Linked DNA regions of Homo sapiens: region 1 is linked to region 2. The links are chromatin contacts, found by Hi-C or POLR2A ChIA-PET in ENCODE. All regions are on one chromosome and are shown on one strand. The core of a region is the stretch at or near the end of the contact, and the rest is flanking DNA. Distances in the headings are between cores, read along the strand shown. Region 1 has its middle 170 kb from the start of LINC02344. Region 2 has its middle 66 kb from the start of LINC02344.

Region 1 (4,201 bases), core at 975-3,474, 110 kb after region 2:
TCAATGTTTAATAAAGTAAACATTATATTAAGGACTCACAAAATCAGTAGCTCTTTGGGGTCCTTAATACATTTTAAGGGTTAAAAGGGCTCTTGAGGCCAAAGTGTATGAGAGTGACTGTGCTATAGAAAGAATGTGTGTTCAATAATTACAATTGACCCTTGAACAAGGCACATGTTAGGGGTGCTGACCCCCAACACTGTCAAAAATCCAAGCATAACTTGTGAGTCCCCAAGAAAACTTAACTGTTAACACAGCCTACTGTTGACTGCATTCCTTACTAATAATATAAATAGCTGACAAGCACATATTTTATATGTTGTATGTATTATATACTGTATTCTCACAACAAAGTAAGCTAGGGAAATTTTTTTTAAGAAAATCATACGGAAGAGAAAATATATTTATTATTGATTAAGTGGAAGCAGATCATCACAAAATCTTCATCCTCATCATCTTCTTGTTGAGTAAGCTGAGGAGGAGGAGGAAAAGGAGGGTTGGTCTTGCCGTCTCAGGGGTGGCAGAGGTGGAGGAAAATCCACACGTAAGTGGGCCTGTGCAGTTCAAGCCCGTGTTGTGCAAGGGTCAATTGTACATGATAATATGTAACTAAGACTAAAGTGTGTTTAGGTATCTGCCTCCCAACTTTCAAGTCACTTGCCTAAGGTAGGGAATACAGGCTTTTTGATTTAGCATCTTCTTCAGGAAAACCACTCCTCTGCCATTCTCACTGCAAGTGGCTGATCCTACTCTCTGGATCCAGGGGAAGCTGGCATGTGTTGCAGAACTTGCTAAGTATAGTACTACATTCCTAAAAAACTGGTCAGGTGGCCCAGACAGGCCAACAAAGGAATATTTGTATTTACAATTTTGGTTGTGTTGCTAACCCTGCGGATGCAGCCTGAAGCTGCTGGTGGCTGTCTTTGCTAACAAGTGGAAAAACAATTACAGAGTAGCCAACATAGATAGTAGGGACAAGTGGAAAAAAATGTATACTGATAATACTGAACTCTGTAACCAACATGCTTGAAGACAATTGCATCTTTGGCCTTTCTAGTCAGAGAAGCCAAGAAATTCCTTCTATTTAAACTTTTATAAGCTGAATTTATATTATTTGCACTGAAGCGAACCCTAACCAATACAGTATTTGATAGCTGGAAGTGGAGTGTTGTAAATGACAGTTCTTAAAATGTGACACTGGATAAGCTGAGGTGAGAGGGAGGACTGCCCCATTCCTGGGAAAAAGGCAAATGCTGTTGACAGCAAAGCCGCCAGATGAAAGATGCTTAATGTGTATCAGAACTCAAATCATATACAGTCATGTGTTGCTTAACAGCAGGAACAAATTCCGAGTAATGCATCATTAGGCAATTTTGTCATTGTGGGGACATTCTAGAGTTTACTTATACAAACCTAGATGGTATAGCCTATCACACACCTAAGCTATATGATATAGCCTATTGCTCCTAGGCTACTAACCTGTACAGCATGCTATTTTACTGAATACTGTAGGCACCTGTAACACAATGGTTAAGTATTTGTGTATGTAAACATATCTAACATAGAAAACATAGAAAACATAGAAAAGGTACTGTAAAAATATGTTATTATAATCTTATGGGATCACCACCATAGATGCACTCTGTTGTTGACTAAAACATCATTATGCAATGCATGACTTGACTGTAAATATCAAGTTTTATGGAATCAGGAAAAAGATGCCAGAATTTTGGAGGTTGTTGGCTACTTCTTTTGGCCTTCAGTAAGACCATATAGGAAAGGAACGACCTTCAGCCTCATCTGGCAGTTGCAGAAGGAAAGAGGAAAAGGGATTTGGTCCTTCCTAAGAGTCATCCTTTCTGCCTGCTCCAGGCACTCCAAAATGGCCAACAGCAGATAACCATTGGCCTTTAGGATGTGTAAATCTCTGCCCCATGCTAAATTTAGTACAAGCAGGAAACATAACGGGAAAAGAGATTGGGATCCTGGTCAACCAGGGATCTGGGTTCCAAACACTTGCTGCTGTACATTCAAAGAGAGCAGGTACAATTCTACTCCAAAAGCCATCCCTAGGAATTCCACCACTGAGGGGTGAGGATCTGTGTGATTTCAGCCCATTGCCTCCAAGTGTGAGGCCCAAATGGCTAGGGAGAGGGGTAGAGCATAAAGGCTGATTGCTAAGAGGGAGAATCAGTGAGGTTTGGAACCAGGCTGATGGGCCATGACTCCACAAAAGCTCTGGCTTTGTTACCACTGTAGGGAGTATCCAAGAAATTAACAGAGCAACAGCCAACAGATCTGTCAGGAGAGGCTGTGGCATTGCCAGTGAAATGCCAAGGCTCAGCAAACAGCCCAGAGAATGCCTAACTCGTAGGGCGAATTTTCAGTGCCCAAACCCACACCCACAGGAAGGAGGAACTAAAATGTTCTAGCTGTTAGAACAGGAACTTCCTGGTGTCCATCTGACGCATAGCTGTGCAGGACAATAGGAAAGGGAGTTCCTCCCAGAAAGCAGTGAAGGGCCAGCCAGATTCCTGAACAAAGAACTCCCTCCACTGCCAGGTCAGAGAGTCCTTGCTCTCTTTGCCCAGCAGCATGAGATCATTGTGATGGACTTGAGATCAATCTTCAGTGGTTGCCCTTCTCGCCTTTTCCAAATGGAAGTTTTATTGCAGTGATGGCATTTTCTCTCTACCAATGTGAAGTGGCAGTGCTAAATTTATCTTTTAGCCAGAGGTTGCCAAGCCACGATGAGCTACATTTAGACCCAACCAAAAAAATGTCATAACTTAGAGATTCTGGAATTGAAGTTGAAAGCAGTAACTGGATGAGCCTAAGCATAGTCTCCCTTTAGAGTGAAGGTAGGGAATTTTTTCTGGTAGAGGTATATTTGCAAGGGCCACTTTGAGAATTTTATAAATAGAAAGAAGGCTCATATGGATACTGGGCAGCCAAGGGATGGAAAGATAATGAGAGACATAGTTAACCTGTGCTTTGTTCAGCTCTTTAGGAGCTTTTTCCCATTCTGAGTCCAAGTTCTTTAGGTGGGGCTCTAGAACTCCTGGCTCTAGGGCTGCTATCATGGAAACCTGGCCAATAAAGTACTGGATTTCTTCATTCATGGTGATTACATCCAGGGATGATCACATGACCAAAGCCAGGACAATAAAAGCTCTCCCTGGGTCTTCTGTTGGAGCTATTGAAAAATTGACTTTTTATTTTTATTTTTACTAGAAATTCCAGCTGCCAGTACAACATAAACTAGGAACTGCTGCTGGTCATTTTTGCCACATTGTGGGGAGAGCCTGCCCAATAATGCAGCCAACTTCAAGTTTAGTAAGCAGAGAAAATTATTTTGAACTTCTAAATCTAGTCATATCTAAAGCTGGACTGATAAGCCCTGGTTTTCCAAATTATTTGAGTCAATAAATACATTTTTGTGTACTGAGTTCACAAGCCAAATAATTGAAATTGAGTTCACAAGCCAAATAATCCTAACAGCTAATTAAAATAATTTCTATTTCATTTAAATTCTTTCAAAGAGAAATAATTGAGCTGACACCTAAATTTTTTTTTTCTGTTTAAAAGCTGATGTTGGCCAGATGCAGTGGCTCATGCCTGTAATCCCAGCACTTTGGGAGGCTGAGGTGGGCGGATGACTTGACTAGCCAAGAGTTGGAGGCTAGCCTGGCCAACATGGCAAAACTCCTTCTCTACTCAAAATACAAAAAATTAGCCAGGTATGGTGGAGTGTGCCTGTAATCCCAGCTACTCGGGAGGCTGAGGCAGGAGAATTGCTTGAACCTGGGGGGTGGAGGTTGCAGTGAGCCAAGATCACACCACTGTACTCCAGCCTGGACAACACAGCAAGACTCCATCTCAAAAAAAAAAAAGTTGCTGTATTTCTGCAGTCCAAGATATATTTATTTATTTAACAAATGTAACATTTCAGTACAGGAATTGTTGATTTAAAAATCTGTAGGGAAAACAAAAAAATCACTGTAAACTGAGATGGCATTAAAAGGTAGCTAAGGTCACAAAGATCTGTATTAGAGGGTGATTCCCCTGGACAAAGTGATGATGAGAGCCAACCATTTACTATTTATTATTTGTATCCTACTTACGTTTAAAAATTTTTTGTGTCTCTTTGCAATAAAAGGTACTATGTAATGAAACCACTAAAGCAAATTAAAAACTAAAA
Region 2 (4,354 bases), core at 1,400-3,899:
ACCACTGTACACCAGTGTTTGTGAGGATGTACCACAACTGGAACCCTCATACATTGCTGGAGAAAATCTAAAATGACACAAGCTCTCTATGAAGTAGTCTGGTAGTTTTCTTACATAATGACTACATAACTCACAATTCCATCCCTTGGTATTTACTCAAGAGAAATGAAAACATATATCCATACAAAGGCCTTCATGTGAACGTTCATAGCAGATTTAAATAGCATTAAGCTACAAACAACTCAAAAGTCTGTCAACAGGTGAGTAAATAAACAAGTTATAATCTATCCATAGAAAAAAGTATTTCCCAAGCAATAAAAAGGAGCAAGCTACCACCACATTAATGGATATAAATGGATAAAGAAAATGTGACATATATATATTCACACAATGGAGTATTATTCAGGCATAAAAAAGAAAGAAATCTTGCCATTTGTCACAACATAGATGAACTTGGAGGACAATATTCTAAATGAAATAAGCGACACATATAAAGACACTGTGTGCTCTCACTTATATATGGAACCCATAAAAGTTGAACTCTCAAGCAGAGAGTAGGATGGTGGTTACCAGGGGATGGGGTGTAGGGGAAATCAGGGAGATGTTAGTCAAAGGGTACAAACTTTTTTAAACATTTAATGATACAGTTTAATCTCTAAAGCATTAGGCCAGGCATGGTGGTTCACACCTGTAATCCCAGGACTTTGGGAGGCCGAGGCGGGTGGATCACGAGGTCAGGAGATCGAGACCATCCTGGCTAACACAGTGAAACCCCATCTGTACTAAAAATACAAAAAAAGAAAAATTAGCTGGGCGTGGTGGCTGGTGCCTGTAGTCCCGGCTACTTGGGAGGCTGAGGCAGGAGAATGGCATGAACCCGGGAGGTGGAGGTGGCAGTGAGCCGAGACTTCACCACTGCACTCCAGCCTGGGAGACAGAGCAAGACTCTGTCTCAAAAAAAAAAAAAAAAAAAAAAAAAGCATTAAAATAAGTTTTTACAAATCAAGCATCAATTAAAGAGAATATATTCTATGTGATTTATTAATATAAAATTTTAGAATAGGCACAAGGAATTTAGAGTGGAAGAAAACAGGTCAGTGATTGCCTAGGGCTGGGATTGAGGGGGCAATGACGGCAAAGGGGTACAAGGCAACTTTGTGGATGACTATTCATTTTTTAATTTAAAAATATTTAACCAGCATATAAAAATTGAATACATTCAAGGTATACAACATGATGATTTGATATACATATACATTGTGTAATGATTATCTCAATCAAATTAGTTTAATACATCCATAATCATCCATGCTGTATATTAGATTTCCAGAACATGTTCATCTTGTAACTGAAAGTTTGCACTCTTTGACTAACACCTCCCTGATTTCCCCCACTCCCCATCCCCTGGTAACCACCATCCTACTCTCTGCTTCAGAGTTCAACTATTATGGGTTCCGTATATAAGTTAGAGCACACAGTGTCTTCATATGTGTTACTTATTTCATTTAGAATAATGTCCTCCAAGTTCATCTATGTTGTGACAAAGGCAAGATTTCTTTCTTTTTTATGTCTGAATAATACTCCATTGTGTGAATATATATATGCCACATTTTCTTTATCCATTTATACTTTGATGGACACTTAGGTTGTTTCCATATCTTGCCTGTGGCGAATAACACTGCAATGAACATGGGGGTGCAGATATCACTTCAATGGCTATTTTTTTTTTTTTTGAGACAGAGTCTTGCTCTGTCCTCCAGGCTGGAGTGTAGTGGCACAATCTCAGCTCACTGTAACCTCCACTCCCAGGTTCACGCCATTCTCCCACCTCAGCCTCCCGGGTTGCTGGGACTACAGGCGCCCGCCACCATGCCCAGCTAATTTTTTTTTGTATTTTTACTAGAGACGGGGTTTCACTGTGTTAGCCAGGATGGTCTTGATCTCCTGACGTCGTGATCCGCCCGCCTTGGCCTCCCAAAGTGCTGGGATTACAGGCGTGAACCACCGCACCCAGCCCGTCTTCAATGGCTATTCTTGACTGTGATGTGGGAGATATAGTTGTTGAAACTCATCAAGCTTTACACTTAAAATGGGTGCATTTCAGCACATGTAAATAATACTTCAATAAAATTGGTTTTTAAAAAAAGATCTACAAGCTAAAAACAAAGATTAACGTGGAATGTCAAAACGACTCAGGAGCCAGCCTTAACAGGGCTCCCACTGGCAAAAGTTGGCAGTTTAAGCATCAAAAAGAGAATGACTGTAGATCCTTGAAATAAAAGGAATATGAAACAATCATTATTCCCTAGTAATATATGTGCATGACACCCCTCCACCCCTGGGACACCCCTCCAGCAAAGAACAGAATTTCGTTCTTTGTCTTAAAAATCTTCTCAGTGAACAGTAACTATTTTGAAACCAGAAATCCTAAAACAGGATTGCATTTTCAGGATCTCAGATTTGTTTAGTTTTGAATTATTTATTTAAACATTTTTTTTCTGAAATATTTTCTAAGCAAAACTAGGATGGAGTTTTGAAAAGCCAAATTACATACGCACTGGCTCCTGTGTACCTTGAGAATGCACCTTGCAGACTTTCAACTACTTGACTATTGGCCCCAGCTGCCACACTCTGAAATGCATTGTTTCATTTGCACTCATAAAATTGGGGCAGAGAGCCAAGCCTCCCAACAGCCGCTTGTAGACAATTATCAAGTGCCGCAGGCTTCCTAAGGCAGCCTGTCACTGAGAGCCTGAGAACTTGTTCAACTTTAGGCCAACTTTGGCTTAAAGACACCAGTGGCCTGGCCGCACTTCCATTAGACTTCAGGATAGTCCAGGGTGCTTTTACCCAACTTTCCTTCTTGTCTCTCCTCACTAGGAATCAGATTTGCATCAAGGCTGGATGGCTCTCCCATCTCTTCCCAGCTCCCTCTCCATTTTCTCTCTCAGACATTTTCCCCAATAAAATCCTTGCAAATTTACTTTCATCTTGATGTCAGCTTCTTGGATGACCTGAACAAATTCACAGCCCAATATTTGATTATCTTTCATGGCCAACAAGGCCCACAGGTGACTCTCATGCTCTTATATTTTTTCCCATTAAACTTCATCTTTGTGGGTTTAAGGCCATTTGTTCCAACACATCAAAGTATTTTTGAATCTTACTCCATTATCTTTTACATCTGTTGTCTTTCCCATCTTTATGACATCCCAAAATGTGATGAGTAGTTATTACATGTCTTCTACAAATTGTGAATAAAAGCATTAAACTGTAGCTGCCAAATGACAGGCCCTTTTGGAAATGCAATCAAGGCCTATAATAAGCCTGACAGTACAAATAAATCTGTTTTCATAAAGTGAATAAATATTGGATAATTATGAAAATATTAAATTATATGTAGTGAGATGGATAGTGCCCTTATATTCAAATTGTACATCTCCCATGATATTTTGCACACAGAAGGTGTTTACAATCACTCTCACCAAGATAGCAATGACACCAGAAAAGTGTAGAAAAGAATATTTGAAAGAAGTAATCTTTCGTAGTTTTAGAAACAAGCTGTGTAGTTCTTCTGTTCTTGATAAAATTAGGGTTAGAGCACAGCATAAAAATTTCAGCTCTTACAGCAGCAAGAACTACTCAGTATATGAAATAACCTTCAGAAACAGTGTAAGTGGATTCTCTTCAATAAGGATTTGGTGATGAATGGACAGGAGATGGAAATGGCTAGAAGATGGACTGGCTAGAAGAGGGCGGTTCCCTGGCAAAGGCCCCACCCTCAAGCCTGGAGACCTCTGACCCTAAGTAGGAACAGGCATTTCTGTTTCTGTGCCCAAAAAGATGCCTTTTGGCCTGCCATATCCCCCTATCCTGTACCCATATAAATCCCAAACCCCAGGCTCCAGAAGCAGATGAGCAGATGAGCAGAGGAGCAGATAAGGAGATGAGGAGAAAAGCAGATGAACAGTGGAACAACATGGCAGAGAAAGAGAGAAGAGGAGGAATTTCTGAACACTGAGAGAAGTTCGGCTGGGGGTGGCCGGAGGGCAGTTCAGCTGCTGAATGGCCAAACTCCAGGGGAAGATCATCCTCCCACTCCATCCCCACTTCCGGCTCCCCATTCATCCCACTGAGAGCCACTTCCACCACTCAATAAAACCCCGCATTCATCCTTCAAGCCCGTGTGTGAACCGATTCTTCTGGGACACTGGGCAAGAGCTCGGGATACAGAAAGCTGTCACACTGGCCCTCTGCCCTTGCAAAAAGGCAGAGGGTCCATTGAGCTGGTTAACATTAAGGTGTCTGAGGATGGCAAGGCTAAAAGAGCACTGTAACACTGGGGCCGCAGGCA

Evidence for each region. A loop is a pair of places that touch in the nucleus more often than their neighbours do. ChIA-PET counts read pairs that join two places held with the same protein, here RNA polymerase II (POLR2A). Pooled maps may share reads with other maps.
Region 1: a loop to region 2 is called in a pooled map, with 1.9 times the contacts of the local background. The contact joins two enhancer-like sites. A Hi-C loop is called at or near these places in 1 of 50 pooled maps. POLR2A ChIA-PET finds 5 or more read pairs at or near these places in 2 of 52 experiments (HEK293 and activated T-cell).

The regions. Positions count from the first base shown.
Region 1 is chr13:33,507,432-33,511,632 of GRCh38, forward strand. It overlaps a transcript of STARD13 not described here. Among named protein-coding and RNA genes, the nearest start is that of LINC02344, 170 kb to the left of the region's middle. Within about 2 kb of position 2,225, at least 16 of the 41 ENCODE cell types and tissues checked have a DNase peak (open chromatin) inside an H3K27ac peak, as active enhancers do.
Region 2 is chr13:33,398,747-33,403,100 of GRCh38, forward strand. It overlaps a transcript of STARD13 not described here. Among named protein-coding and RNA genes, the nearest start is that of LINC02344, 66 kb to the left of the region's middle. Within about 2 kb of position 2,650, at least 3 of the 41 ENCODE cell types and tissues checked have a DNase peak (open chromatin) inside an H3K27ac peak, as active enhancers do.